2 separate regions of the Homo sapiens genome follow, and region 1 is linked to region 2. Evidence: read pairs that join two places in POLR2A ChIA-PET (ENCODE). Cell type or tissue: OCI-LY7. All regions are shown on one strand. Each heading gives the region's core, and the rest is flanking DNA. Links, peaks and the distances in the headings are about the cores only. Region 1 overlaps WWP2 (WW domain containing E3 ubiquitin protein ligase 2). Region 2 holds the start of DDX19B (DEAD-box helicase 19B).

What was found. Peaks named below come from ENCODE experiments on the same cell type or tissue, not always from the same donor. Only the 100,000 strongest peaks of a DNase experiment are listed, where the experiment ranks them.
Region 1: POLR2A ChIA-PET joins it to region 2 with 5 read pairs; 3 of 35 experiments call an interaction of 5 or more read pairs at or near these places.

What each region holds. Positions count from the first base shown.
Region 1 is chr16:69,897,482-69,914,985 of GRCh38, reverse strand. It overlaps WWP2 (WW domain containing E3 ubiquitin protein ligase 2), which reads right to left. Exons shown (of 24, transcript NM_001270454.2): 9 at 6,136-6,225. Among named protein-coding and RNA genes, the nearest start is that of MIR140, 27 kb to the left of the region's middle. In OCI-LY7, for the core only: no CTCF peak of the experiment used is centred there; no DNase peak of the experiment used is centred there.
Region 2 is chr16:70,287,555-70,300,634 of GRCh38, reverse strand. It overlaps DDX19B (DEAD-box helicase 19B), which reads right to left and starts at 1,449. Exons shown (of 12, transcript NM_007242.7): 1 at 1,281-1,449. The coding sequence starts at 1,337. It overlaps AARS1 (alanyl-tRNA synthetase 1), which reads left to right and starts at 11,129. Exons shown (of 21, transcript NM_001605.3): 1 at 11,129-11,214. RefSeq lists enhancers at 1,374-1,603, 1,335-1,629 and a silencer at 11,784-11,913. In OCI-LY7, for the core only: no CTCF peak of the experiment used is centred there; a DNase peak (open chromatin) is centred at 1,474; H3K4me3 peaks cover 666 bases; H3K27ac peaks cover 522 bases.

The DNA.
Region 1 (17,504 bases), core at 7,976-11,975, 390 kb after region 2:
TCGGGGTTAAGTTCCCTGTGTCTTGCATCCCATTCATTCTTCTTTCTTGGCTTCCTGGTGGGATTTGGTGCGATAAATCATGGAGTAGCTTCCAAGACAGGATGTATCAAGGTTAATTTTTTGAAGCCCAGAATGTCTGAAGATGCCTTGACTTCTACTCTCATATTCAAATGTTAAAATAACTCAAAGTTGATTTCTAGACAGGAAATCATTTTCTTTTTTGTTTCTTTGAGACAGGGTCTTGCTCTGTTGCCCAGGCTGGAGTGCAGTGGCATGATCATGGCTCACTGCAGCCTCGACCTCCCAGCTCAAGTGATCCTCCCACCTCAGCCTCCCAAGTAGCTAGGACTACAGGCACGCACCACCATGCGGGGCCAATTTTTTGTTTTTCTAAGAGATAGTGTCTCACTGTGTTGCCCAGGCTGGTCTTGAACTCCTGGACTCAAACGATCCTCCTGCCTTGGCCCCCCAAAGTGCTGGGATTAGACGTTTGAGCCACTGTGCCCGGCAGGAAATCATTTTCCATCGGAATTGTGAAGGTCCTGCTCTACAGCTGAGAAGAAGGATGGCACTCTTGGTTCCTGATCCTTTCTAGGTACTCTGTTTTTTCCCTCTGGAAGTTTCTGAGGCTGTCTCTTGGCACTCAGAAATTCAATCAGATGAGCCTTGGGGTGAGTCTTTTTTTATCCTCTGGGCTAGGCGTGTGGTGAGCTGTTTGAATCTGGATACTTGAGTTCTGGCAATTTTCTTTTCTAATGATTTCCTATTGCCTGTTTCTCTGTTCTTTCCTGCTATTCCGCAAGTTCTTGCTAAAGAACTATTCTTCAGATATTGAATGTCTTGGTCACATCTTCTCATCTTCTTATCTCCAAATTTATCACTTTCTTTTTTTTTTTTTTTTTTTTTTTTTTTTTGAGACAGAGTCTCGCTCTGTCGCCCAGGCTGGAGTGCAATGGTGTGATCTCAGTTCACTGCAACCTCTGCCTCCCAGGTTCAAGCGATTCTCCTTCCTCAGCCTCGCGAGTAGCTGGGATTATAGGCAAGCACCACCACGCCTGGCTAATTTTTTATATTTTTAGTAGAGACGGGGGTTTCACCATGTTGGCCAGGCTGGTCTCGAACTTCTGATCTCAGGTGATCCACCTGCCTCGCCCTCCCAAAGTGCTGGGATTACATGCGTGAGCCACCATGCTCAGCCCAAATTTACCTTTCAACCATTCTACTGAATTTTTCATTTCTGTTGTCATATATATTAATTTCTAAAAGCTCCTGTTTTCTGCCTGGTCCATTTCATGGCCTCCTGTTCTTGTTGCACAGATGCCATTATTTTCTCCCAAATCTTTGAGGATATCAATTATAATCTGGTTTTCCTTTCCAAAGCTGTTTTTCAGCTTCCTATATTGTTTTCACCAAGTCTCTTTTTTCTGTCTGCTCATCTTTGGCTGTTTGTTCACATTTATTTTTATTTATTATTATAATTTTTTGAGACAGGGTCTTGCTCTGTCACCCAGGCTGGAGCGCAGTGGCACAATCACGGCTCACTGCAGCCTCAACCTTCCAGGCCCAACTGATTCTCCCACCTCAGCCTCCCAAGTAGCTGGGAACACAGGCATACACCACCACACTCAGCTAATTTAAAAAAAACTTTTTTTTGGCTGGGCGTGGTGGCTCACGCCTGTAATCCCACCACTTTGGGAGGCCGAGGTGGGTGGCTCACCTGATGTCAGGAGTTCGAGACCAGCCTGGCCAACATGGTGAAACCCCATCTCTACTTTAAAAAAAAAATTACAAGAATTAGCTGGGCGTGGTGGCATGTGCCTGTAACCCCAACTACTTAGGAGGCTGAGGCAGGAGAATCGCTTGAACCTGGGAGGTGGAGGTTGCAGTGAGCCGAGATTGCGCCACTGCACTCCAGCCTGGGCAACGAGAGCAAAAATTCTGTCTCAAAAAAAAAAAAAAAAAAAAAAAAAAAAAAAAAAAAAAAAAAAAAATATATATATATATATATATATATATATATATATATATATTTTTTTTTTTTTTTTTTTTTTTTTTTTTTTTTGTTTTGTAGAGACTGGTTCTCCATATGTTGCCCAGGCTAGTCTCGAACTCCTGGACTCAAGCGATCCTCCCACCTTGGCCTCTGGAAGTTCTACTTCCAGATCCTCCTGCCTTGGCCTCTGGAAGTTCTACTATTACAGGTGTGAGCCACCGTGCCCAGCTGTGTTCATTCGCATTTAACAGTGAGCCACTAAAACACTGACTGAGTTCTGTATCCTCAGATGAGGGCTGCAGACTGTAGAGTGACCAGGAAGAGTCTCAGCTATTTCACTAGAAGGTTCCCAAATATCACAATCTATGTTTCTTTCTCTTAGACTATCACTTTCCCCAGCAAAAACAAACAAACAAACAAACAAAACTACCCTCCAATTTTCAGCCTGGGGAATGGAGATAGCATCCGCATTTAATCTCTTGTTTCTGAGTTCATCCTGGCCTTCAGCTATAGTTTGTGTCCCCCGACCTGGTCCTCCTACTCTCTCTGCAGCTTCTCAATGTCAGAGGCAGTCATGAGGCTGTGTGTGTGTGTGTGTGTGTGTGTGTGTGTGTGTGTGTGTGAATCTAACTCCCTGCACAAACTTCCAACTCATCTTCCAACTGATCTAAAACCAATGAGGTTTTGTTTTGTTTTTTTTTGAGATGGAGTCTCGCTCTGTCGTCCAGGCTAGAGTGGTGCAGTGGTGCAATCTCAGCTCACTGTAACCTCCGCCGCTGGGGTTCAAACAATTCTCCTGCCTCAGCCTCCCAAGCAGCTGGGACTACAGGTGTGTGCCACCATGCCTGGCTAATTTTTTGTATTTTTAGTACAGATGGGGTTTCACCGTGTTAGCCAGGATGGTCTCAATCTCCTGACTTCATGATCCACCTGCCTCGGCCTCCCAAAGTGCTGGGATTACAGGCGTGAGCAACCGAGCCCAGCCAAGGTTTTAATCTCATTCCACACCCATCCTTGGTGCCTCTAATCGCTGAGGCTTTCCAGAGCCCCATGGTGCACATCAGCCGGCTTCCTGGTGGATTCCTCATCCTGCAGGTGTGGGTTTCATTCTCTCGGCTCTGCCATTTATCTATCAGAAACTAAACTTTGATTAACATCTCCCATATGCTGTTTCTCCTCTTCCATCCCTTTATTGTTGAAGGTTTATGCCTTTTTAATACTTTTATTACTATTTTAGTGGGTTTTCAGGAAGAATAGAAATAAACACATGTTCAAGCCACATGTTTAACTAAAAGTACTCTGCTGTGGTGAATTTCCACTTCTAAGAAGCACGATTGCACTCTTTATTTCAGTTGAAATCTTGCACAGAACAGTGACTGGAGGCCCAGTCAGCCCTTCCACCCTCTTTGGCTCTGGTGGGCATCTCCCCCAAACCTGAGAGCCCCACCGGGCACACTTGGACTTCTTTACTTCATACAACCCTTCCACTCCAGCATAACCACCCCATGCATCCTTCCCCAAACACATCCTTTCCCTTCCCATATGCAGGCAGCCACCTCCACTGTCCCCCCAACCTGGATCATCTTCTTGCAAGAGTTGGAGCCACTTCCCTCTGTGAGGCCTCCTCAATCCTCTTGTTTCACAGTGATCACTCTTTGCTTACCTGTGGTCTGAACACTGCTTAAGAGTGACTGATGAGCAAATGGATGCATTCACCCTGAGCTACTAGGTCCAATACTTATTGCTCCCGGATAGAAGGACCCATTCTCATACAAGTTTCCTGTGGGTTTCCTATGCAGGGACGGCCATGATTAAGTGAATCGGTGGTTCAATCTTGCTCCCCAGGGACTAGGTCTGTTGAGATCATGGCTCCATCTGTAGTTTCAAAATTGTTTTCACCATGGTTAATACTTCCCTGGAGGCAGGACTTCTGCCATTAATGAGAAATGAAAGCTTAAGCATTCATTCTGTTCTCTCTGGATCCCCTGTGATTACAGAGCAGAAATGAGAGCTAGAGGCTCAAAGTTCTTGACCTAAAACTCAGGAAGGACTAGTAAGCTATGCAGGGCGTACAGGTGAGCCATCTCCCAGGAAAACATGAAAACTACCCTGAAATAAGACAGCTTGATTAGTAGTGTCCCACCTCAACACCTAGAGGAGAGCAAGTCCCCAGCGATCCTTAGAAGGTACCACTGAATATCTTTACTTAAATTCCATGCAAATGCTCACTGGGTCAAGGCCTACGTCCCTCCTAGACAAGAGAGGTTAAGAAGAAGCCACAGTAGGCTGGGCGCAGTGGCTCACATCTGTAATCCCAGCACTTTGGGAGGCAAAGGCAGGCGAATCACAAGGTCAAGAGTTCAAGACCAGCCTGGCCAAAATGGTGAAACCCTGTCTCTACTAAAAATACAAAAAATTAGTTGGGCATAGTGGCGGGCGCCTGTAATCCCAGCTACTTAGGAGGCTGAGACAGGAGAATCGCTTGAACCCAGGAGGTGGAGGTTGCAGTGAGCTGGAGATTGCACCACTGCACTCCAGCCTGGGCAACAGAGCGAGACTCCGTCTAAAAAAAAAAAAGCCACAGTACACAGAGCTCCTGCTGTTTTAAAGTGCACATGTTATAAAGTACACAAAGTACAAGTGTGTAATACATACTGTTAAAGTCAATGTTTAATTTGTGACACAATTATAGAAAGTCAAATATTGACTGGGTATTTGATAATATAAACAAAATACTGTTAATGATATTAGAGTTTTATTTTGAATAAAAGAATATGTTTTAGAAATACATAGTGAAATATGGATAGATGATGTGACATTTGGGATTTGCTTCAAAATTACCTAGATCAGGGTGCGGCGGATAGGTTGGGGGTTACAGATCGGGAGTTAGCAAATTTTTTCTATAAAGCGCTACACAAAGTAATTATTTTAGGTTTTGCAAGCCATAGAGTCTGCTGCAATTACTCAACTCTGCCAATGAAGTACAAAAACAGCCAAAAACAATAAGTCAACAAATATGTGTGGCTGTGTTCCAATAAAACCTTATTTACAAAAACAGTCAGAGGGCCGGATTTTGTCCACAGGCCATCATAGTGTGCCGACTAGTTTGTACAGATGAAACAAAACCCGCCATGAGTTGATAATTTTTGAAGCTAAATGTTGAGTATGTGGGGGTTTGTAACATTATTCTCTCTATATCTATTTGAAATTTTCCATAATAATAAGAACATTTTCATAATTTTCATAACAAAACACTTAACCTGTTTTTTTGTTGTTTGTTTTTTTCTAATTTGAGAAGTCCATGTTTAACTTTGGTAACTTCATTTGACTTCAAGTCAAAGTGGAAAACACAGTGAGTACTGATGATGACAGGTTATGAGTTTCATCCTCCAGGAGGTACGGAAAAAAGGAAAACTCAAGCATTCTACTGGAAAACTGGAGCTAAAAGCAGCCCATCCATGGAGAATTATGGGACCAGAAGATGAGGTGGGATGTGTGTGGCACACGCCTGACAGCTGAACCAAACAGGGCACACGGGCTCTCCTAAGAGTCCCTACTTCCGACAGCCTTTCCCTCCACAAACTCAGGGCAGGGGAAGTGTGCATATTTTATACAGGAGCCCTTCATGGCTACTTTACTGGGAGGTGATTCTTTCTTGGAGCAGAATACATCCCCTTTTGAAAGCTCTCGGGACCAGGAGACACATGTGGAAAGAACTTTCTGTCCCTGGCAGACAGGGAACCAAACCCCTTCTCCTTGAACTTGGACAGTCTTCCCTCTCTTGGAAGCCTCTCTCATCCTTTGGTTTTGGATAACTTGGCGGCATTCTCACGAAGCCCTGCCGAATAAGAAGCACTCTGCCTTTAGGGACAGGCTGGGCATAGGGTACGGCGGAATGCATCAACACTCTAAATCTTGGCCTCCCATGCGCCTTTTGTTTCCCAGAGATCTTCTAATAATTCTAATATGTCCTAAGACATGGGAGCAATATTAAGGTAAGTGGATAGGAAAAGCAATCAAGTGACCCGGAATAAACGTCACTGTGCTATGCTACCTCCGCAGAAAGGGACCGTTTCAAGAAGCCATTGGGTGACTCATGGTGTCAGTTCCAGAGTCTCAGGTCTTCTCAGTTGATGACCTACCCTGGAGGAAGGGGCCGCTCCCAGGTGGTGGTCTTGGTATTGTGGTCAACATAATAGACACGTCCGTTGGGCAGCTCTCGCTGTTCCCATCTGAAAAATAAAGTCAAGGGTAGCATGAGACACACAGTGGAAAGGCATAGGCCCCTGTTAGAAAGGAAGACCTTCATCACTCATGTGGCTAATTTACAGGAAGCATCAAAGATGACATGCGAGGCCGACCCAATGGCGAAGCCAGTTCCTGCTGTGGCTGAGGGTGCCAGCCAGGAGTGCTTCTTGAAGAAACTATAATAGCTCCCCTGTATGGAATCAATGGACCAGGATCCACTATAGATCACTCTAAATTTCCCTAAATGACTGACAGGAATATATATTCCATGGATTTTTTAAAAAAATTCAGCATTTCTCCACCATTTCACAAAGGTCCCTTTAGGAACATGATGAAAGCTGAGGACCCTTTCCCTTCAAAATGCACTTAGGACAAAAATTTGTATTGCAATTTCTGGGTTTCATAGACCCCTCCACAAGATCATCTATAGGCCCTCCAGGCTTTTTCGTCTACCCAACCTGTTAAAGTCACAGATTCTTTACTATTATTTATTTTTTAATGAAACAGGGTCTCACTCTGTTGCCCAGGCTGAAGTGCAGTGACACAATCTCAGCTCACTGCAGCCTCCACCTCCCAGGCTCAAGCAATCCTCCCACCTCAACCTCCCGAGTAGCTGGGACTACAGGCACACATTACGATGCCCAGCTATTTTTGTTTTTTAATTTTTGGTAGAGACGGGTTTCACCATGTTGCCCAGGCTGGTCTGGAACCCCTGAGCTCAAGCGACCCACCCACCTTGGCCTGCCAAAGTGCTGGGATTACAGGAGTGAGCCACCGCACCCGGCTTAAAGTCACAGGTTCTATGACTACCCCTCTCCTCCGAGCATCATATATATTCATGCTCACATTTATTTTTGTAATATAAGATTCATTTACAGAGTATCTTAAACGAGATCTGGGTGAATACAGAAACACAACATATGGTTATTTTATACTGCTCTACCTATGAAGTCAAATCTGTTTGTAAGCTAATATAAGATCAAGGTGCTGAGGATGGCTTATGTGCACTACTGAAAGAATGCCAAGGTAGCAGGTGATTCAGAGATAATACACAAGCCCGATCAGTACAAAATACAGCCAAGGACCACTTATCCCCACACTCCTGTTATTTGCATGCAGTCTGACAATAACTCTACTTACCCAGAATATAGTAACCTATATATAAAGGATGCAAAAATGTATTTATATAATGCTTACCACTTTCTCAAGGATATTAATGGTGCTGTGGGCCTTTATGTTTTACACTGAATTTATTTACTTCTACTTTTGGGTACTGTCTAGGAGAAGTTGACCTTTTCTGGGAAGCTACTACAGTCAGTTCTGCGGTAATGCTTGCTTTGAAAATGCAAATTTGTTCCAATGCTATTGATATAGAAGCGGACGATGTGAGCATAATGGGAATTCTATTTGCTTATGCGTGATTTTGTCTGTGAGAAACACTAGATGAACACAGAAGACTTCCCCCAGCTAAACCTAGTTACACAAGAATGCACAAAACCCACAGGCATCTAGCAACCTCCTCAGTTTACAATGTATTAATAGGCTACACCGTCAACATCTGGAGTTACAACTCCCATCTGATTTCAGATAGCCCTCCATGCACCAGTTCACAGTAATACTCACAAGCTCCAACTTCTGACACCTGCTTCCACAAGCAAACTTCAGGTCTTCTCAAGAGAAAATGCCATATTTACTGTAGTGTTATCTATTTCGTAATCATTTAACATGTGTAAAACTGCTATCATTATTAGGTTCCTTTTTAATGTGTCATTGACAAATATTTTTAGTATTACATTCCTACTCACTTTTCCCCACAAGCCCTGTGGTTTTTATCCTTTTAACATATTTTTCTTTTTATTTTTTTAAAGACAGAGTCTTGCTCTGTTGCCCGAGCTGGAGTGTGGTGGTGTGATCATAGCTCACTACAGCCTCTGATTCTTGGGTTCAAGTGATACCCCTGCCTCAGCCTCCCAAGTAGCTAGGAAAACAAGTGCATGCCACGAGGCCCAGCTAATCTTTTTATTTCGTAGAGACAGGGTCTTGCTTTGCCCAGGCTGGTCTCGAACTCTTGGGCTCAAATAATCCTCCCACTTCAGCCTCTCAAAGTGCTGGTATCACAAACCAACGTGCCTACCCTCTATGGTTTTTAACTGCATAATTTTGCATCACGTGCTGACTTTTAGGAGCACATATGTTATAGCAGAGCTAACTGTATATGAAGAAAAAAGTCCTAACTTCTACTATTAAGCCTGATGTATCTACACTGATAGATATTACCTGTACTCACTGCCACTTCTTATTTAAACTGGGATGTCTGGTTAGTGGACTGCATTGATCAGCCCCTCAGAAGCTAGTCCAGAAACAGATACGTAAGGCCGGGTGCGGTGGCTGACACCTGTAATCCCAGCACTGTGGGAGGCCAAGGCGGGCAGATCACAAGGTCAGGAGATCAAGATCATCCTGGCTAACACAGTAAAACCCTGTCTCTACTAAAAATATAAAAAAATAGCTGGGCATGGTGGCAGGCACCTGTAGTCCCAGCTACTTGGGAGGCTGAGGGAGGAGAATGGCGTGAACCCGGAAGGCGGAGCTTGCAGTGAGCTAAGATCGCACCACTGCACTCCAGTCTGGGCGACAGAGCAAGACTCCGTCTCAAAAAAAAAAAAGAAAGAAAAGAAAAGGAAAGAAAAAGAAACAGATACATAAGGTTTTCAAGGTAAGAAAGAAGCAGAGGAGACACCATTACCCACTGAGAATCTACCACGAGCTACAGGCTAACACCATGTATGCAATCCTTGCCTTCATCCTTTAAGGTGGAATCACCATCACCACTGAGGAAACTGAGGCTCAGAGAAACTATGTAACTCTTCAATGGGATTCAAACTCAGCTCTGCCCCCCAAGCCCATGAGTTTCACCATGCTTTGCTGAAAGGAAGAATGGGCAGAAAAGGAAGATGAACTGAAATTTATAAGGACTCTACTACATGGCCATGTGCCAGGTGGCTTCCCAATCCTGATCTCAAAGTGAGCAGCCTTCCCTAGCACTGGCATTGAGGTAGGATCAAGATGACTAGGGAGGAATTATACAGGTTGAGTAGCCCCTTCTCTAGATGCTTGGGACCAGAAGTGTTTCAGATTTTGGATTTTTTGTTTTCAGATTTTGGAATATCTGCAGAATACATACCAGCTGAACATCCCTAATCTGAAAACCTGAAATCCTAAATTCTCCAGTATTTCCTTTAAGCATCATGTCGGAACTCAAAAAGTTCTGGATTTGGGGGCATTTCAGAACAGGAACACTCAACCTGTAATGGGTCCACAGACATTTCTAGGCTCCATTTTAATCACAATCTTCTGCTCAGATCTGATCTCCTGGAAGAAGGTACACATTTTGCACCACTAGGAGGGCTGGCCCCAAGAACAGTGAGATCTGGAGGTTCTACACACCCCCCAAAGCGGACAACTCTTGGTTGAGGACCAGAGTGCTACTGTTTAAAGACAAACATTAGACAAAATAAATTTAACCAAGTTTATTTAAGAATGATCCAGGAACTGGGCAGCACTCAGAACCAGGAGAGGCTCAGAGAGCGCTGCCAAGCAGTGTGAGCGGCAAGTCTTTAGAGGCTGAACACGGAAGCAAGGTAGAGAAATCATCTAAACAGCTACAGCTGGGCGTCTGCCTTATTTGGGCGTGGTCTGATCAGCTGCCTGCCTGTGACTGGCTGGAACCCAGCTATTTGTTACAAAAAACATATACTCCTAATTTGGGTTTTGGTTGGTTTACGTACTAAGTTAGGTTGTAGTTTGCTATGTAAGAACTGGAAGTATGGAGACAGCTTCAGGCTAACGGCCTCTTGCTTACTTATTTAACATGACAAACACCATTAAATAGCATGTAGGGATGTTTTCTCTCCCGGGCATTCTTGCTCAAGGCTCTGACTGATGAGACTCCTGGGGATTTGACCCAGATGCCCTGGTTCCTCCCACTGCAAAAGGGAGATCTTCATATTTCATTTAGTATTTTACCAAAAGGGCAGGATCTGGCAAAAGTGGCCAGATGAAAATGCACACTAGGGCCAGGTACAGTGGCTCATGCCTACAGTACCAGAACTTTGGGAGGCTAAGGCAGGAGGATCACTTGAAACCAGGAGTTTGAGGCCAGCTTGGGCAACATAGCAAGATCCCATCTCTATAAAAAAATTTTTTTAAATAGTCAGATGTGCTGGCACATACCTGTAATCGTACCTACTCAGGAGACTGAGGCAGGAGGATCACTTGAGCCCAGGAGTTGGAGGCTGCAGTGAGCCGTGATCACACCTCTGCACTCCAGCCTAGGCAATAGACCCCAACTCAAAAAAAAAAAAAAAGAAAATGCGCACTGGGTATAGTTAAAGATCTTCTCCCTCTGAATGCCCTTCTGATTTAAAAGCAAAGGGGTAACAATATTGCCAGCTCAAGAGGCTGGTGTTTCGTCTGTGGGGATTTGGCAGGGCCTTCTAGCACAGAAGACAGCCGACATACTGTAGCTTCACAGCAATTCTCCAAATACCTTCTGTCTGCTCGGTAACAGAGGAGCAAATCTGATACCCTCTTTATTCATCTGAATTTGGAAATGAAGAAAGTCCTGAGAAAGATATTTGGCTTAAGGATAAGTATTAAAAAATGAAAGCGCTGAGCGCCAATGGCAGCAAGCCTCTCTTTTATAACATCTGCTCCTAATGCAATTTAAGTAGCTGAGAACTCTCCAGCACTCCCGAAGAATTTAGCTGCATCCTTCCCTTCCTTGAAAACAGTTCTTTGGGTAGTTTTGTGGCACAAAAGCCCTAATACTAGTACGCTCATTTTTCAGTCACTATTTGGAAAACTCTAATATTTGGGTGGGCTGCCCCTTTTATAAAGACAAAATATCTGTTGTAGCAATTGGAGCTTAAAAACAAAACTTAAACACATTTTTCTTTCTTTCTTTTTTTTTTTTTTTGAGACAGATTCTTGCTCTGTCGCCAGGCTGGAGGGCAGTGGCGCAATCTCGGCTCACTGCAACCTCCACCTCCTGGGTTCAACCGATTCCCCTGCCTCAGCCTCCTGAGTAGCTGGGACTACAGGTATGCGCCACCACACCTGGCTAATTTTTTTGTATTTTAGTAGAGATGGGGTTTCACCATGTTGGCCAGGATGGTCTCGATCTTCTGACCTTGTGATCCACCCTCCTCGGCCTCCCAAAGTGCTGGGATTGCAGGTGTGAGCCACTGCGCCCGGCCATTTTTCTTTTATTCCAAAAATTCTTTCAACTTTCATCTTATCAGCAGTCTCCACTTTTGACATCTTTTATGTTCATTTGAGACAAGGAGAGAAACACTGATTTTATTACACTTTGGCTAACGTTTTAATATGAAGGTAGGCTAATGCTTCAAATTCCATGAAATAAATGTCTGTAATTGACACAGTGGTATTCCCACACACTGCCAGAAATGAAATCAGTGCTGAGTCCTCTTCCCTTATATTCAACAGTTTCAGCAGGTCTTCAGAGGACACAGGCCCAGATAAGGCCCACCCTTCCATCTTTGATCACGGCTGATGCTGGAAATGAAAGTCTCTCTTTCAGGGACTATTATTGTCCCGCAAAGCTCAATGTCCTTCTATGAACCCCCTCAACTGGCTTAGCGAGAAGAATAGTTGCCAGAGGAACAAGACCTTTCTTCCATCACCTTTTTTGATATCATTTTTTCCTTTTGCAGTTGGACCCCTGCTCAGATTAAATGTCCCTGCGGGTCCTCCCTGATCCATGACCTGGCCTGCCTCCCTTTCTCACAGAACCTCACTCCTCCCTCACCTGCATGGCTATTCATAATTCACACAAATCTCTCCCCTTCATTCAGGCAGCACAGTCGGTGGATTCTATCACCAACCAGACGAGCCTCCTGATTCCTGTTCCTCCTCAGTGGCCGCTGACTCACATAGATGGAGCCTCCGACTGTCTTGGTTTGGTCCCCCCCATGCCAAGAAAGTGACACTGGTATCAATTTTTCATCAGCGCATCCCTGTCAGAGGTTATATTTCTGTCACTTATAAGCAACTCCTTCACACTGAGATTAAAAGGCTTTTCAATCAAACTACCCACGGGTCTCAACACTGCATCTTGGTCACATGGGTCATCTCCTGTCCCCCTCGATAGCTTCCGTTGATGCTCTCAGGAACAGTGTTCAAAGCACCAAGCTTGTTTTCAGTCCCTACCCAACACATTGCTCCTTGGCCTTCAATGAGTAACATTTGGTTGGATCATGGACTACACGAGGTCTTTGTACTTCAAAGTACTTTAAAAGCAGTCTCCGTCTGACTGCAATTAATCTTAGGTACTTTTTCCTTTCCCTAAATTACCTTTGCACTGATGGATTGTAGCTGCCCTTGGTTCAGTTGTATATGAACCATGTTCCAACCCTACGTCCCAATCCACTCACAATTGCCATCTTCACAGGTTAAAGGCTAAACATCTCCATCTCATTATTAGAATGACATCAGCATCTCTCTCATGTTATCAGACAGGAAATCATCTGGTCTCCTGAACCATGTTTTCTTGTCAAAGGTTTCCCAAAGGTCTTCAGGAAATTAATGCTCAATTACCCGTTGTTACAGTGTGTGTTCAACCATTCTGATCACCATATTTCTTGGTCAGATTCACCTGTTTGAACCAAATCAACATTTCACCAAGAATAGGATTAAGCTAAAAGGGATTAAAGCTGGGCAAAGAGTTCGAGTGAATTTTAGATAAATTCTCTATTTATATATTTATTTATTTAGAGACGAAGTCTCGTTCTGTCACCCAGGCTGGAGTGCAGTGGTGCAATCTCAACTCACTGTAACCTCCATCTCCCGAGTTCAAGTGATGCTCCTGCCTCAGCCTCCCGAGTAGCTGGGATTACAGGGACTCGCCACCACGCCTGGCTAACAGCAATTCTTTTCAAGTGGCCCTTATAAATTGATACACCAAAATGGTCAAAATTTCAGTCTTGGTAAGAGCATTATCAGCTTGTATTATTCATTAATTTGCTTACTTTTCACTGACACAAGCACTGGGCATTATTAGTAAAGCTAACTCAATCAAAATCCACTCTCTCCATTAGAAAATAAGACCATGTGAAACCCCGTCTCTACTCAAAATACAAAAAAATTAGCTGGGCGTGGTGGTACATGCCTGTAGTCCCAGCTACTCGGGAGGCTGAAGCAGGAGAATGGCATGAACCCGGGAGGCAGAGCTTGCAATGAGCTGAGATCGCGCCACTGCACCCCAGACTGGGCGACAGAGCAAGACTCCATCTCAGAGAAAAGGAAATAAGACCACACCTGAACCCTTTCACATCCTAAAGAAAAGATGTCTTGCTGGTTACTTAGACAAAAATTAAACTTAAGAAGAATACACTGGAAGTACTCAAGTATTCTTAAAGCTGCCTCTTCAGAAGTTCAATGCCCCACAGGCAAAAGCTACATAAAATCACATTTTTGTATTCTATGCTCCTATAATAAATGTTTCTGAGCCAAGTCCTATTCTTCCTCCAAGCTTTGGCCACTTCCGGGGAGAACCATAAGATTTATTTCTTCTGTAGGGATGTTTTCAGGCTGTTTTATGAGTCAGCAATCTGTCTGCAGTGGAATATAATTCCTGTGCACTGTGTTTAGTGCTTCAGTAGGTCCTTTGTAAACTGGGTAGGAAATGTGTTAAACTCAGTCCTTCCCCGAAGGACCCTTCCTGAAATAAGGAACTAGCCTTTAAATCTAAGCACACTAACCTTTTAATAACTCAACAACCAGCACTTTATGCCTCCAAACACAGGATGGCATGGGAGCAGCTACCAAAGCTCCTGAATTAAGTCTTTCTTCTTATCTTTTTTATCTTTACCAAAGCTCCTCAATAGAGGTTGGCAACACTAGCCAGGCACGGTGACTCACGCCTGTAATTCCAGCACTTTGGGAGGCCAAGGCGGGCAGATCACCTGAGGTCAAGAGTTCGAGACCACCCTGGCCAACATGGTGAAACCCCGTCTCTACTAAAAATACAAAAAATTAGGCAGACATGGTGGCACGCACCTGTAGTCCCAGCTACTCAGGAGGCTGAGGCAGGAGAATCGCTTGAGTCCAGGAGGCGGAGGATGCAGTGATCTGAGATCGCACCACTGCACTCCAGCCTGGGTGACAGAGCAAGACTCTGTCTCAAAGAAAAAAAAAAAAGTTGGCAACATTAAAATATATGCATCTATAAAAAATTCTTTTAATTATCTTTTTTAAAAATAGAGACAGAGTCTCGCCATATTACCCAGGGTGGTTTTGAACTCCTGGGCTCAAGCAATCTTCCTGCTTCGGCCTCCCAAAAGTGCTGGGATTACAGGCGTGAGCCACTGCACCCAGCCTCTAAAAAATTCTTTTTAACATTTTTGCAGATAAAAGGTTGGCAGTATAGGGACAGTTACTATCAAGAACGATCAATGGGAGCAAAAATGGGTACACTCTTTCCAAAGGGCAATTTGGCCAAAAAACCTTTATTATGTGAATACCGTTTAATTATTTTTCTTGTGAATGGCCCTTAACTCAGCTACTTTACTTCTAGGACATATCCCAAAGAAATAATTAGGTGTCAAAAATTTAGCTATAAGTGCATCTGTTACGTCATATTACAGCAGTTACAGAAAAACTGGAAGCAACCTAAACACCCCCAAATGGAGAGTTAATCAAATAAATCATGTTATTCCTATAATGGGTATTCATTCCTTAAAAATAACATTGTAGATAAATATTGACTTGTTCAGGTATTTACAATATATTGGGTAGAAAAGGCAAGTTTAAAGTAATATGACTAAGACAATCAAAATTTTGTTTAGAAATTATATATTGTTTTTCATCAAATCTAAAATGCCATCGATTGTAAGATTATTAAACATAACACTAAGAAAAAAAACACTGCCAATTAAATTATGCCACCCCAGTGCCTATAAACCACAACTTGATTTTTTTTTTTTTTTTTTTTTTTTTGAGACGGAGTCTCACTCTGTCACCCAGGCTGGAGTGCAGTGGTACAATCTTGGCTCTGCAACCTCCGCCTCCCGGGTTCAAGCAATTCCCTGCCTCAGCCTCCCGAGTAGCTGAGATTACAGGCATGCACCAATACACCTGGCTAATTTTTGTATTTTTAGTAGAGACAGGGTTTCACCATCTTGGCTAGGCTGGTCTTGAACTCCTGACCTCAGGTGATCCACCTGCCTCGGCCTCGCGAAGTGCTGGGATTATAGGCATGAGCCATTGCACCCGGCCCACATCTTGATTTTTTAAACAAGTTAAAATGTGAAATAACATGCATATCAGAATAAATAAAATGTGGAATGTGTATAAAATTTGTGTTGTTGTTGTTGTTGCTGAGATGGGTATCTCACTATGCTGTCCAGGCTGGTCTTGAACTCCTGGGCTCAAGCAATCTGCCTGCCTAAGCCTCCCAAAGTGCTAAAGTTACAGGCAAGAACCACCAAGTGTGGCCTGTAACATTTTTATGTAACTTAGGAGTAGGGAAGAATTTTAGACAAAACACAAAAGACACATGAAAAAGATTACAGATTTGGCTATTTAAAATTATTAACTCTTGTACAATAAAAGGCACCATAAGCAAATTGAAAAGACAAGCCACAGACTGGGAGCAAATATTTGCAATGCGTATAATTGAGAAGCAATTTGTACCTAGCATTATTAAGAATCCTGCAGATTGGCTGGGTGTGGTGGCTCATGCCTGTAATCCCAGCACTTTGGGAGGCCGAGGCAGGTGGATCACCTGAGGTCAGGAGTTCAAGACCAGCCTGACCAACATGGTGAATTCCCGTCTCTACTAAATACAGAAAAAGTATCTGGGAGTGGTGGCACATGCCTGTAATCCCAGCTACTCCAGAGGCTGAGGCAAGAGAACTGCTTGAACCTGGGAGGCAGAGGTTGCAGTGAGCCAAGATTGCGCCATTGCACTCCAGCATGGGCAACAAGAGTGAAACTCCGTCTCAAAAACAAACAAAAACAACAACAAAAAAGAATCCTGCAGATTAAAAATAAATATATATAAAGACAAATAAAAAATGGACAAAAATAAATAGGCAATTTATAAAAGAAGAAACCAAAGAACCTAATAAAGACATGTAAAAAGAGGTTCAATCTCAATAGTAATCAGGGAACTTCAAACTGAATCCTCAAAGATGTACCATTCATGCCCATTAGACTGGCCCACATGAAACGAACCTGACAACACTAAGTTTTAGCAGGAATGCTTATGCATGCTCACAGGAGTATGAATTGGTTAGGTGACTCAGGCAATTTGATAATACCTACTGAAGTTGAAGATCTTCATTTCCTATAATGCAGAAATTCCAGTTGCTGTACAAATCTTTAAGAAATAACTGGCTGGGAGTGGTGGCTCACACCTGTAATCCCAGCACTTTGGGAGGCCGAGGTGGGCAGATCACCTGAGGTTGGGAATTTGAGACCACCCTGGCTAACATGGCGAAACCCTGTCTCTACTAAAAAAACAAAAACTAGCCAAGCATGGTGGTAGATGCCTGTAATCCCAGCTACTTGGGAGGCTGAGGCAGGAGAATCACTTGAACTCAGGAGGCGGAGGTTGCAGTGAGCCGAGATTGTGCCACTGCACACTCCAGCCTGGGCAACAGAGCAAGACTCTGTCTCAAAAAAAAAAAAAAAAGAAAGAAAGAAAAGAAAAAGAAAAAACCACATACACAAAAAGGCATGCACAGGAAAACTTTACTGCAGCCATTGTTTCATTGTGTTTTTTTTGTTTTGTTTTGTTTTGTTTTGTTGTTTTGAGATGGAGTCTCACTCTGTCGCCCAGGCTAGAGTGCAGTGGTACGATCTCGGCTCACTGTAACCTCCGCCTCCCTGGTTCAAACCATTCTTCTGCCTCAGCCTCCTGAGTAGCTGGGACTACAGGCATGCGCCACCACACCCGGCTAATTTTTGTATTTTTAGTAGAGATGGGGTTTCACCACATTGGCCAGGCTGGTCTCGAACTCCTGACCTTGTGATCCACCCAGCTCGGCCTCCCAAAGTGCTGGGATTACAGGCGTGAGCCACTGCGCCTGGCCTACTGCAGCCATTCTTTCTAGCTGTCAAGAAACAAGTAAATGGATAAATTTTTATCTGTTCATGTAACAGAACACCGTATAGCAGTTTAAATGCATGTCCCAAGTTCCATGTATCACTGTATACAGGGAATGAGATCAGAGAGTTC
Region 2 (13,080 bases), core at 1,295-5,294:
TCACTTGAGCCTGGGAAGGGGAGGTTGTAGTTGGCAAGAGATGGTGTCAATGCACTCCAGCCTGGGTGACAGGGCAAGACCCTCTCTCAAAAAATATATGTAAAGAAAGAAAGAAACAGAAAAAAGAGGCTGGATGCAGTGGCTCACACCTGTAATCCCAGCACTTTGGGAGGCTGAGGCAGGTGGATCACTTGCACGCTGGAGTTCGAGACCAGCCTGGGCAACATGGCAAGTCCCCATCTCTACAAAAAAAATACAAAAAGTAGTTGGGCATAGTGGCACATGACTACAGTCCCAGTTACTCAGGAGGCTGAGGTGGGAGGATGGCTTGAGCCTGGGAGGCAGAGACTGCAGTGAGCCAAGATCACTCCACTGCACCCTAGCCTGGGCAACAGAGTGTGACCCTGTCTCCAAAAAAAAAAAAGGAGTTGCCTCTGGGGAGGAAAAAAATTGGCGGGAACCGTTGTTTTTAAAATAACTTCACTCTTTAAACAATGTGTATATACAACTTATTTTTTATGAGCTATAAAAAATAAAAGACAAGGTTCTTATTCTTGAGGAAGTCATAGCAATAAGTACTAACAGAAGTAGGTTCAAAGCCTACTAGGATTTAAAGTGTTTCGGTGGGAGAAATTAATTCTACGCAGTAGTGTTTAACACATCTCTTGCTTACCATGTGTCAGGTCCAGAAAAAAAGAACAAAGTGAAGCCGATGAGGAAAGGATTTGCTGACTGCCACACCTACTGGGTCCATCATTTATCACTGAGGAAGCACACAAATATGAGCAAAGACATGGTCCCTGAGCCAAAGAAGCTCTGAATGTAGAGGTGGAGAATGACACCTAAAATAACTATTACAAACCGGGGCGGCCAGGAACAATGGCTCAGCCTGTAATCCTGGTGCTTTGAAAGGCCGAGGCAGGAAGATAGCTTGAGACCAGGAGTTCCAGACTAGCCTGGGCAACCTAGCAAGACCATGTCTCTATTTCAATTAAAAACAAACAAAACACAATCTAGGGTGATGGGTGCAATCTATGATTCTTCCTGGTTCCAGGAAGACAGACAGGCAGCTGAGCGCTTTACCGATAGGAGCACTCACCTGCGCTTACGTAACGCGGAGGCGGCTGCGTAAACAAAGCCAGCTCAGGGTCCAGGCTCCATCCCTATCCTCCCCGCCACCCCATCCAGCCTCTAATCAACCTGGGAAACATTCTTTCCCAGGGACCAAGTCTCCGACCAGAACTAGTCCCCTGACCCTTTTAGGGCTGAAGCCAACTCACCGACTCAGCCGCAGCTTCCTGCTCGTCCACCGCCAGGGCCCATGAGTCAGTGGCCATGGTCCCAGGCGCGGGTGGGACGCTCGTGCTGGTGGATTCGAGGGATGGCACGAGGGATCGTGGGCTCCGGGGGTTCGCGGCAGGCTCTGCTCCAGCCCCACTACAAGGCTGCAGACCGGAAGCGGCGCGCCACAGTGACGTCGGAGGCCACTCCTGTTTGGCCACCCTTTGCCCACTTGAGGCTGTCGATTCTGTTGCCCTCAGACCCGTACCCCTCAACCCCGGGCAGAGCAAGCTTTCCTATCAAGCTGAGGTAGTTATCTTAAAATGCCTAAGCTCTGGTTAACTTGGATCTCCAACCAAAGAACAAAATCAGATTCCCGCCCAACACAGTGGCAGAGTAGGCACTAATACAGATTGAACAGATTGAATATATCAAAACAGAAAACCATTACCAATAGTCACCAAAATGCAAAACAAGCACAGAGCTGTTTCCCTTTTCAGATTGGTAATTTAAAATGTCCAGATGTTGGCAATCAGCCCTGACAACCCATTTGGTTAAAAGTCCACTTGACCACTATGCAATCTTGTTAGGCATGTAACAAAACTGCACCTGCACTCATAAATTTGTACCCCAAGAGGAGGAATTGCAGCTCTCCTATGTAAGCGTTGTAGAATCAGGAGAATGTTAAAAAGGAAGAAAACAGACGGTGCGGTGGCTCATGCATGTAATCCCAGCACTTCTGGAGGCCGAGGCGGAAGGATCACTTGAGCCCAGGAGGTCTAGGCTGCAGTGAGCCATGACAGGGCCACTGCACTCCAGCCTGGGTGACAGAGCAAAACTCTGTCTAGGAAAAAAATAAATAAAATTAAAATAGTAAAATAATTAAATAGAGCTAGGTGTGGTGGCTCATGCCTGTAATCTCAGCACTTGGGTTTTTGTTTGTTTTTTGAGATTGAGTCTGGCTCTGTCGCCCAGGCTGGAGTGCAGTGGCACGATTTCGGCTCACTGCAACCTCCACCTCCTGGGTTCAAGAAATTCTCTTGCCTCAGCCTCCCAAGTAGCTGGGATTACAAGCATGCGCCACCATGCCCAGCTAGTTTTTCTATTTTTAATAGAGATGGTGTTTCACCATGTTGGCCAGGATGGTCTCAATCTCCTGACCTCGTGATCCGCCTGCCTTGGCCTCCCAAAGTGCTGGGATTACAGGCGTGAGCCACTGCACCCGGCCTTTTGTTTTTTTAAGATAGAGACAGATCTTGCTGTGTTGTCCTGGCTGGTCTCAAACTCCTGAGCTCAAGTGATCCTCCCACCTCCACCTCCCAAAGTGCCAGGATTGGCCAGGCACAGTAGCTCACATGTGTAATCCTAGCATTTTGGGAGGTGGAGGTGGGAGGATCGCTTGAATCCAGGAGTTTGAAAACAACAACATAGCGAGGCCTTATCCTTACACAAGAAAAATTTAAAAATTAGCCAGGTGTCGTCGCACATGCCTGCAGTTCCAGCTACTTGGGAGGCTGAGGTGGGAGGATCACTTGAGCCCAGGAGGTTGAGGCTGCAGTTAGCAGTGTTTGTGTCACTGCACTCTAGTCTGCGCAACAGAGTAAGACTCTGCCTCATAAACAAATAAATAAATAGGAAGAAATATCTTGGGCTTTTAGTAGTTGTAAAATAAGGATTAAATGAAAGAACTGCTTTCTCCTAACTAGAATCAAAGAAGCTTCTCTTCCCTTGTTACTTCCCTAGAAAGAAACTAGGCATTTTCCTACAATCTGAAAAAAATGAATCCCAACCTCTTTCATTTTGCCAATATTATACAACAATAAGTTAATTTCAAGCCATGAGGCCGGGCACAATGGCTCACACCTGTAATCCCAGCACTTTGGGAGGCCAAGGTGGGTGGATCACCTGAGGTCAGGATATCAAGACCAGCTTGGCCAACATGGTGAAACCCTATCTCTACTAAAAATACAAAAATTAGCCAAGCATGGTGGTGCACACCTGTAATCCCAGCTACTTGTAAGCCTGAGGCAGGAGAATCACTAGAACCCGGAAGGCAAAGGTTGCAGTGAGCCGAGATCATGCCATCACACTGCAGCCTGGGCGACGAGTGAAACTCTGTCTCAAAAAAAATAAATAAATAGACTGGGCACGGTGGCTTGCACCTGTAATCCCAGCACTTTGGGAGGCCAAAGCAGGTGGATCACGAGGTCAGGAGATTGAGACCATCCTGACCAACATGGTGAAACCCTGTCTCTACTAAAAATACAAAAATTAGCTGGGTGTGGTGGCATGCACCTGTAGTCCCAGCTACTTGGGAGGCTGAGGCAGGAGAATCGCTTGAACCCGGGAGGTGGAGGTTGCAGTGAGCCAAGATCATGCCACTGCACTCCAGCCTGGACGACAGAGCAAGACTCTGTCTCAAATAAATACATAAATAAAAACAAACAAACAAAAATCAAGCCATGGTGGGTTCTCTGTGGAATTTTACCAGTACTGTAAGAGTAAAAACGTTTTGAGAAAGGGTAAAGCAGTTCCAGAGAACATTCTACTTGCTATGATTATTTTTTCCTGCACTCTCACAGGGTTAACTGGAGAAGACGTTTTTGTTTTTTGTTTTTGACCTTACACATGAGGATGTGCTAAAAAGAAAAAGGCAAACACCACCTTGGTAGCCATGACCTACATCTCATCAATTCAGAAGCAACCCTGGGGATATTTTCCCAGATAAATTATATTGTTTCACAGGGCTAGAGGTTAATGAAATTTGCAAAACATTTTAATGAGGTTAAAAATTACATCGCCCAAGTTGCAGGACCGTATATAGTAGGTTCACTTGTACAAAACAAACAGGAACCCCCACCCCAAAAGCCCCCAAGCTCCCATATATGCTTTTATACACTATGGAAAATGCCTAAGAAGACCGGAGCAGTGGCCTGTGTCTGCAGTCCCAGCTACTCCTGAAGCTGAGGTTGGAGGATCGCCTGAGCTCAGAAGTTCGAAGCCAGCCTGGACAACATAGTGAAACCATCGCCTCTTAAAAAAAAAAAAAATGTGGCCAGGTGCGGTGGCTCACGCCTGTAATCCCAGCAGTTTGGGAGGCCAAGGTGGTGGATCACGAGGTCAGGAGTTCAAGATCAGCCTGGTCAAGATGGTGAAACTCTGTCTCTACTAAAAATACAAAAATCAGCTGAGCATGGTGGTGGGTGCCTGTAATCCCAGCTACTTGGGAGGCTGAGGCAGAGAATTGCTTGAACCCAGGAGGCAGAGGTTGCAGTGAGCTGAGATCATGCCACTGCACTCCAGCCTGGGCAACAGAGCGAGCCTCTGTCTCAAAAAAAAAAAAAAAAATGCTTAAGATACACACAAAACTGATAACCATGGCTGCCCCTGGTGAGGGCCTCTAGAAGGGTGGGGGTGGATTGAGTATGCTTTATCCTCTGAAATTATTTTCCATATGCATGGTTTTTTTTAAATTAGAGACAGGGTCTTGCTATGTTGCCCAGGCTGGAGTGCAGTGGCTATTCACAGGCACCATTACAGCACATACTATATCCTTGAACTCCTGAGTTCAAGAGGTTCACCTGCCTCTGCTTCCCAAGTAGCTGGGACTACAGGTGTGTGCAGCTGTGCTTGGCTCCATGTTTCCCTTTTAAAAATGTATTTCAGACAAACAAGAAAGGGTATAACAAATACTTAGATTCCCACCTCAAAACTTAATAAATAAAATTACTAAGGTCCAATTGATAATCTCCGTATACTCATCCCAGGAAGACAGCAGCTATGCCAAATTTGGTGTTTATCCTTCCCGTACACGATTTTAGCATGTGTTTTTTCTTCTACTAAATAAATATGCAAGCCTGGGCAACATAGGGAGACCCCGTCTCTACCAAAAAAAAAAAAAAATTTTTTTTAAGTAGCTGGGCGTGGTGGCGTGAGCCTGTAGTCCCAGCTACTCCTGAGGCTGAGGTGGGAGGATCACTTGATCCCAGGAGTTCAAGGCTGCAGTGAGTCGTGATCATGCCACTGCACTCCAGCCTGTCTCAAAACAAAACAAAAAACAAAAAAACTTAAAAATAGCATCGGGGTTTCAGACTCTCCTAAGTTCACCCCCAATACACCTGCGCTTTGTGAGACTCCGGCTAAGAAGGAACCTGGTTTCCAAAGCGGGCGTGGAAAGAAGAGTGTTCGGGGAATAAGAGCATCTGGATTGGAATTCAGCCTCCTGCATTTATTCCCACGTGAGCCTAGCCAGTCTCAGTTTCCCCTGAAATCACAGGAAGTACCCACCTCACAGATGGCGGATTCTAGATCACAAGGCTAAGACCTTGGGCCGAAGCCTCGAGAAATATTGTTATTCCTCTACCCAGGAGTAGGGGCGAGGAAGGCACCTAAACGTGGGAGGAAAGGGTCTGGCTTCTACCCTCGCAGATACTCACGTCGCCCACAGGCAGGGTGATGGGAAACCGCCGCAGGGCGCGATCTTGGACGCGCCCGGCAGCCCCAGCCATCGCGGCTGAGCATGGCAGTTACACTCCAACAACCGCTGCTCTTGGCACTGGCCAAGCCGGAGCCTCATTGGCTGAGGCCTGGAAATCCTGTCAGCCAATCAGCTGAGGGGACGGTACAGCGCTCGGGCACGCGCCCCAGGAACTCTGGGGGCCAAAGACAAGCGCAAGCCTCCCGCAGAGGGCTTTGTTTCCTGCTAAATGTCTGGCTTCCTGGTGAGACTGGGAACTCCATGAGGGCAGGGCAAGATCTTTAATCTTGATCCTCAGTGACTAACACATAGTGGTCACTCATTTGGTGAATCATGAGCCATTAGCATCTCCCCCCGTGGGTCAAACTTTTTAAAAATTTTGCATCTGAACAAATAGGTGCAGACGCACATCCTCTAATCTAGACCCTTGGTATTCCAAGTATAATCTCTCAGCAGCATAGATATCGCCTGAAGCCTGTTAAAAATGCAGGCTCTCGGCCGGGCACGGTGGCTCACGCCTGTAATCCCAGCACTTTGGGAGGCCGAGGCGGGTGGATCACGAGGTCAGGAGATCGAGGCCATTCTGGCTAACACTGTGAAACCCCGTCTCTACTAAAAATACAAAAAATTAGCTGGGCGTGGTAGCGGGCGCCTGTAGTCCCAGCTACTCGCAAGGCTGAGGCAGGAGAATGGCGTGAACCCGGGAGGCGGAGCTTGCAGTGTGCAGAGATCGCGCCACTGCACTCCAGCCTGGGCGACAGAGTGAGACTCCGTCTCAAAAAAAAAAAAAAAAAAAAAAAAAAATTCAGGCTCTCAGGCCCTACCCCAGACCTATTCAATTTAGCAATATTTTAAGATCCTAGGTGATTCCTTTAGCGTTTTATGGTCTGAAAAGTACATTAGACAAAAAAATTATAATATGCTCAATTGAAATATTCCTTTAGAGGTTCTTAAAAATTCAGCCTTGGCCGGGCGCGGTGGCTCACGCCTGTAATCCCAGCACTTTGGGAGGCCGAGGCGGGTGGATCATGAGGTCAGGAGATCGAGACCATCCTGGCTAACAAGGTGAAACCCCGTCTCTACTAAAAATACAAAAAATTAGCCGGGCACGGTGGCGGGCGCCTGTAGTCCCAGCTACTCGGGAGGCTGAGGCAGGAGAATGGCGTGAACCCAGGAAGCGGAGCTTGCAGTGAGCCGAGATTGCGCCACTGCAGTCCGCAGTCCGGCCTGGGCGACAGAGCGAGACTCCGTCTCAAAAAAAAAAAAAAAAAAAAAAAAATTCAGCCATCCCCATTTGACTTAGTACCAAATAAGCCAGCATTGTAAACCCATTTTATAGATGCTAAAAGTAGCTAAGATGCCATGGGAGAGTTAAGAGTCTAGCGCTACATCCTTCCAAAGCTATGTTAGTTTTTTTTTTTTTCCACTTGTTTCCATTTCTTTCTTTTTTTTTTCAATTGAGACACTGTCTCATTCTGCCACCCAGGCTGGAGTGCAGTGGCACGATCATGGCTTACTGCATCCTTTACTTCCCTGTCTCAAGCTATCCTCCCACCTCAGCCTCCTGAATAGCTGGGACTACAGATGCATGCCACCATGCCCAGCTAATTTTTGTATTTTTTTGTAGAGGTTGAGTTTTGTCATGTTGCTCAGGCTAGTCTCAAACTCCTGGGCTCAAGCCATCCACCCACCTCAGAATCCCAAAGTATGGTGATTAAAGGTATACGCCATCACGCCGGCCTGTTTCTGTTTGTTGTTTTTATTATTTTTTAAATTTAATTTAATTTAATTTTTTTGAGACAGAGTTTCCCTCTTGTCTCCCAGGCTGGAGTGCAGTGGCACAATCTTGAGTCACTGCAGCCTCTGCCTCAGCCTTCTGAGTAGCTGGGATTACAGGTGGCCGCCACCACACCCAGATAATTTTAGTATTTTTAGTAGAGATGGGGTTTCACCAGGTTGACCAGGCTGATTTTGAACTCCCAACCTCAGGTGATCTGCCCGCCTCGGCCTCCCAAAGTGTTGGGATTACAGGCATGAGCCACTGTGCCTGGCCTGTTGTTTCACTCTGCGGCCCAGGCTGGAGGGTAGTGGGGCAATCACAGCTGTTGTACTATTTCAGTTCTTTGGTTATCTTTCTCATGCCCCAAGATGGAGTTCAACAAATGTTCTACTGGAGAGCAAGCCATGTGCATATCGCTCACTCCCACCTACAGGCCTATTTGCTTAGCCTAGAGTAAATCAAGAACTTGCCAGTAGTTTCCTAAAATACATAATTTGCACATTGCATTAAGATAGCATTCTTTCTAGCATGTAGTTGACATCTACAAGAGAAAAATATCACAGAAAAATATCATTAGATAATTATATTAGAATGAGACTTTTGGGCCTCAATTACAATTTCTTTCTTTTTTTTGTTTTAAGAGACAAGGGGGCCGGACGCGATGGCTCACGCCTGAAATCCCAACACTTTGGGAGGCCAAGGCAGGCGAATCACCTGAGGTCGGGAGTTCAAGACCAGCCTGGCCAACATGGCGAAACCCTCATCTCTACTAGAAATAGAAGAAAAAAAAATAACTGGGCGTGGTGGTGGCGCCTGTAATCTCAGCTACTCGGGAGGCTGAGCCAGGAGGCAGATGTTGACATGAGCCGAGATCATGCCATTGCACTCCAGCCTGGGCAACAAGAGTGAAACTCTGCCTCAAAAAAAGGAAAAAAAAAGAGAGAGAGACAAGGGTCTTGCTTTGTTGCCCAGGCTGGAGTGCAGTCGCGAGATCTCAGCTCACTGAAGCCTTCAGCTTCTGGGCTCCAAGTGATTCTCCTTCCTCAGCCTCTTGAGCAGCTGGGACTACAGGCGAATGCCACCACGCCTAGCTAATTAAAAAGAATTTTTTTTTTTTAACAGAGTCTCACTATGTTGCCTAGGCTGGTTTCAAACACTTGGGCTCCATTGATCCTCCTGCCTTGGCCTCCCAAAGTGTTGGGATTACAGGTGTGAGTCTCTGTGCTGGCCTACAATCTCTCTTAATGGGTGAATAAAAAATTCTTATTTATTTATTTATTTATTTTGAGACAAAGTCTCGCTCTGCGGCCCAGGCTGGAGTGCAGTGGCCTGATCTCGGCTCACTGCTAGCTCCGCCTCCCGGGTTCACGCCATTCTCCTGCCTCAGCCTCCAGAGTAGCTGGGACTACAGGCGCCCGCCACCACGCCCGGCTACTTTTTTTGTATTTTTTAGTAGAGACGGGGTTTCGTCGTGTTAGCCAGGATGGTCTCAATCTCCTGACCTCATGATCTGCCTGCCTAGGCCTCCCAAAAGTGCTGGGATTACAGGCATGAGTCACCACGCTAGGCCAAAAAATTATTTTAATCTGTTTATAATTATTTTATTAATGAAGGTACTATCCTAGTAACAACTCTGGCAGCAGAACTAAATTATTGAGATTACAACCTGTATTATTTTATTCTGAAAGTACAATTCATACATACCTTTTGGCTTTCTATTTTAAGTGTGGTGGCTTAGAAGTCTGACTCATTTCCCAGATTGTTTAAGCTAAATATATGTTATTTAGGGCACTGTGGATCAGAATAAACACTTGTGTCTCCTGGTTTTGCCCTCAGCTGTGTTACTTAACCTCTCTCTCTGCCTTATTTTACTCTGTTAAAAGCAGATAGTAGTAGTAACTCATGATAAGGTTGTGAGGATTAAAAGCTTAGATTGGTGCCTGCTGTATACTAAGTGCTCAATAAATGGTAGGTTTGATGATTACTATTTGTGAGCAGCTATGAAGTGGGAAAGTAAATCAAATGATTTATGTTTTTACTGGCTTTTGGGCTTGACCTTCTTTTTGTGTAGGATGCTCTTTTTGCATAAAAAGTAGTATTTTTCTGTATTGTCTGTAACTTGAGTTATGACCAGCAGCACAATTTATTACCCGTGTATTTGGATATATCAGATGATGGAGGTAATAGTGCAGTGGTTAAGAGCATGGGCTTTGGAGTTAAATAGACACAGGTTTGGATCCTGTCTCCACAACTTACTATTGGGTGTGAACTTGTGCAAGGTAATTTCCTCATTTGTAAAAAGGGGACTCCAGCTGACCTCATACACAGTTTAAAAATCAAATGAAATAAGCATGTGAAATGTTTGATGCAATGCCTCACGTATAAATACATACATATTTTTCAGACAGGGCCTCGCTCTGTCGCCCAAGGAATGCAGTGTCACGATCAGGGCTCACTGCAGCCTCAACTTCCTAGGCTCAAGTGATCCTCCCACTTCAACCTCCCAAGTAGCTGGGACTACAAGCATGCGCCACTATGCCTGGCTAATTTTTATTTTTTATTTTTTTTTTTGAGACGGAGTCTTGCTCCGTAGCCAGGCTGGAGTGCAGTGGCGCCATCTCGGCTCACCGCAACTTCCGCCTCCCGAGGTCAAGGGATTCCCTTGCCTCAGCCTCCCGAGTGGCTGGGACTACAGATGCGCGCCCGGCTAATTTTGTGTTTTTAGTAGAGACGGGGTTTCACCATGTTGGCCAGGATGCTCTCGGTCTCCTGACCTCGTCATCCGTTGGCCTCAGCCTCCCAAAGTGCTAGGATTACAGGTGTGGGCCACCGCGCCCGGCCTTTTAAAAAATTTTTCGTAGAGACAGGGTCTAGTTATGTTGACCAGGCTGGTCTCCAACTCCTGGGTTCAGGTGATCTTCCCACCTTGGCCTCCCAAAGTGTTGCAATTATAGGCGTGAGCCACCGCACCTGGCATGTATATATGTATATGTATATATATATATTCACCCTCCTCCCCCAGGCCTATAAATATTAACTTTTTTTTTTCCAAAGGCAAATCGAGGACCAGATGCTGATCCAATCGTACCTGAACTACTGATGTTATTTCTTCCACACCAAATTCAAGGTCTCCCCCGGACAAGTGTAACCATGGGCACAATGTCAGACTCTTTGAGGGCTGTGTATCACTCAGCAACTAAAATAAACAACTATAGCAAGATATGTAACCTCTACCAAACACGTTACCGTCTCCCCTTTTTAACTATGTCAATTGTGGTGTTAGGACTTTGCCTATGGAAACCAAAATGTCGACCTCCGGGAGCCGGGGGCGGGGGGGGGCGGGGGGGGCGGGGGGGGGTCTAACTCGATCATGTGACGCACCCCATCCCACCTTTTCTCGCAGTTGCATCAGCCAAGTTAGAGCCGCCTTCCCAGGAATCCACTAATGAACGGATTCGTCCTCAGTTTGACTGGCATGTTGGTTGACCAATAATATCTCATGAGGTAAGGCGCGGCGGGGCACTTTCCGTCGGCGCGCTCTGATTGGACGGAGCGTGGCGGGTTGTGGTAGGTCGTGGTCTGAGGCCGGTACAGCTGCGCGTCTGCGGGAATAGGTGCAGCGGGCCCTTGGCGGGGGACTCTGAGGGAGGAGCTGGGGACGGCGACCCTAGGAGAGGTAGGCCGCCCTCGGAGAGCTCTGCGGTGCTAGGAGAGCGGCTGGGCCCGCAGACTGGGGGGAAAGCTCCGCAGCCGCAGTGGGCCCCAGGATCAGGCCCCGCGTGGCCTGGAGAAGCCCAGTCTGGGCTGGAGCGGGAGCTGGACAGTGTGGCCTTGCGTTCGCCCCCGGGAGCGCTGCGAGTGTCGCGGCCTCGGGTGGATTTGCTGAGCACCAATACCTCACGGTTGCCAACCTGGGGTTTTAGCTCCCTTGGTTTTAATCCCCTAGGGGCGGGTGGGGGCACGGGAGGAAGGATGGGCCAGCTGGGTGCAATCCTGCTGTAAGCCAGCCATTCCTTGATTTCTTAAAATTAACTAAACAGCTGATGCCGGTCCAGGCGCACCGAGACCGTCATCTTAAGCTGTTCTGTAAAACAGTTTGTATTTCTCGGTGTGCTTTGAAGCATGTGAGTTAATTCCGAACTTGGTGTTAAAGGATTAGTATACCTGATCACGAAATACGTATTTAGCAGCCACTGTACTAGATGCTGAGGATGTGCTGTAATAGCCCAGGGCCAGGCGCGGAGGCTCACGCCTGTAATCCCAGCGCTTTGGGAGGTCGAGGCGGGCGGATCACCTGAGGTCAGGGGTTCGAGACTAGCCTGGCCAACATGGTGAAACCCCGTCTTTACTAAAAATACAAAAATTAGCCGAGCGTGGCGGCGCGCGCCTGTACTCTCAGCCACTCCGGAGGCTGAGGCATGAGAATCGCTTGAACCCGGCAGGCGGAGGTTGCAGTGAGCTGAGATCACACCATTGCACTCCAGCCTGGGTGACAGAGGGAGACTCCGTTTCAAAAAAAAAAAAAAAAAAAGAGCCCAGAACAGTCGTTGCTGCTGGGATGGAACTGACAGCCTGATGGGGGAGGCGCACATTAAACAATCCATGAAGCGCGTATGGAAATTATGAAGGGAAACACTTGAGGCTGTGAGACAGTAAAAGAGGGGGAGCCTTATCAAGAAGGGGAAGGCGGCCGGGCGCGGTGGCTCACGCCTGTAATCCCAGCACTTGGGGAGGCCGAGGTGGGCAGATCACGAGGTCAGGAGATTGAGACCATCCTGGCTAACACGGTGAAACCCCATCTCTACCAAATATACAAAAATAGCCGGGCGTGGTGACTGGCGCCCGTAGTCCCAGTAGTCCCAGCTACTCGGGAGGCTGAGGCAGGAGAATGGCGTGAACCCGGGAGGCGGAGCTTGCAGTGAGCTGAGATCGCGCCACTGCACTCCAGCCTGCGCAACAGAGCGAGACTCCGTCTCAAAAAAAAAAAAAAAAAAAAAAGAAGAAGGGGAAGGCTGTCTTAAATAAGTGTCTTGGCCGGGCGCGGTAGCTCACCCCTGTAATCCCAGCACTTTGGGAGGCCGAGGCGGGCAGATCGCCTGAGGTCAGGAGGTCGAGACCAGCCTGACCAACATGGAGAAACCCCGTCTCTACTAAAAATACAAAATTAGCTAGGTGTGGTGGCACATGCCTGTATTCCCAGCTACTCAGGAGGCTGAGGCAGGAGAATCGCTTGAAGCCGGGAGGTGGAGATTGCGGTGAGCCGAGGTTGCGCACCATTGCACTCCAGCCTGGGCTACAAGAGCGAAACACCGTCTCAAAAAAAAGAAAAAGTGTCTTTACGTTTGTTGTTGTTTGAGTCAGGGTCTCACCCTGTTACCTAGGCTGGAATGTTTTGGTGTGACCATAGCTCACTGCAGCCTCAAACTTATGTGCTCAAGCGACCCTTTGGACTCAGCCTCCCGAGTAGCTGGGTCTGCAGGTGCACACCACCACACCTGGCCAATTAAAAAAAAAATTGACCTCCCAGGCTCAGGTGTTCCCA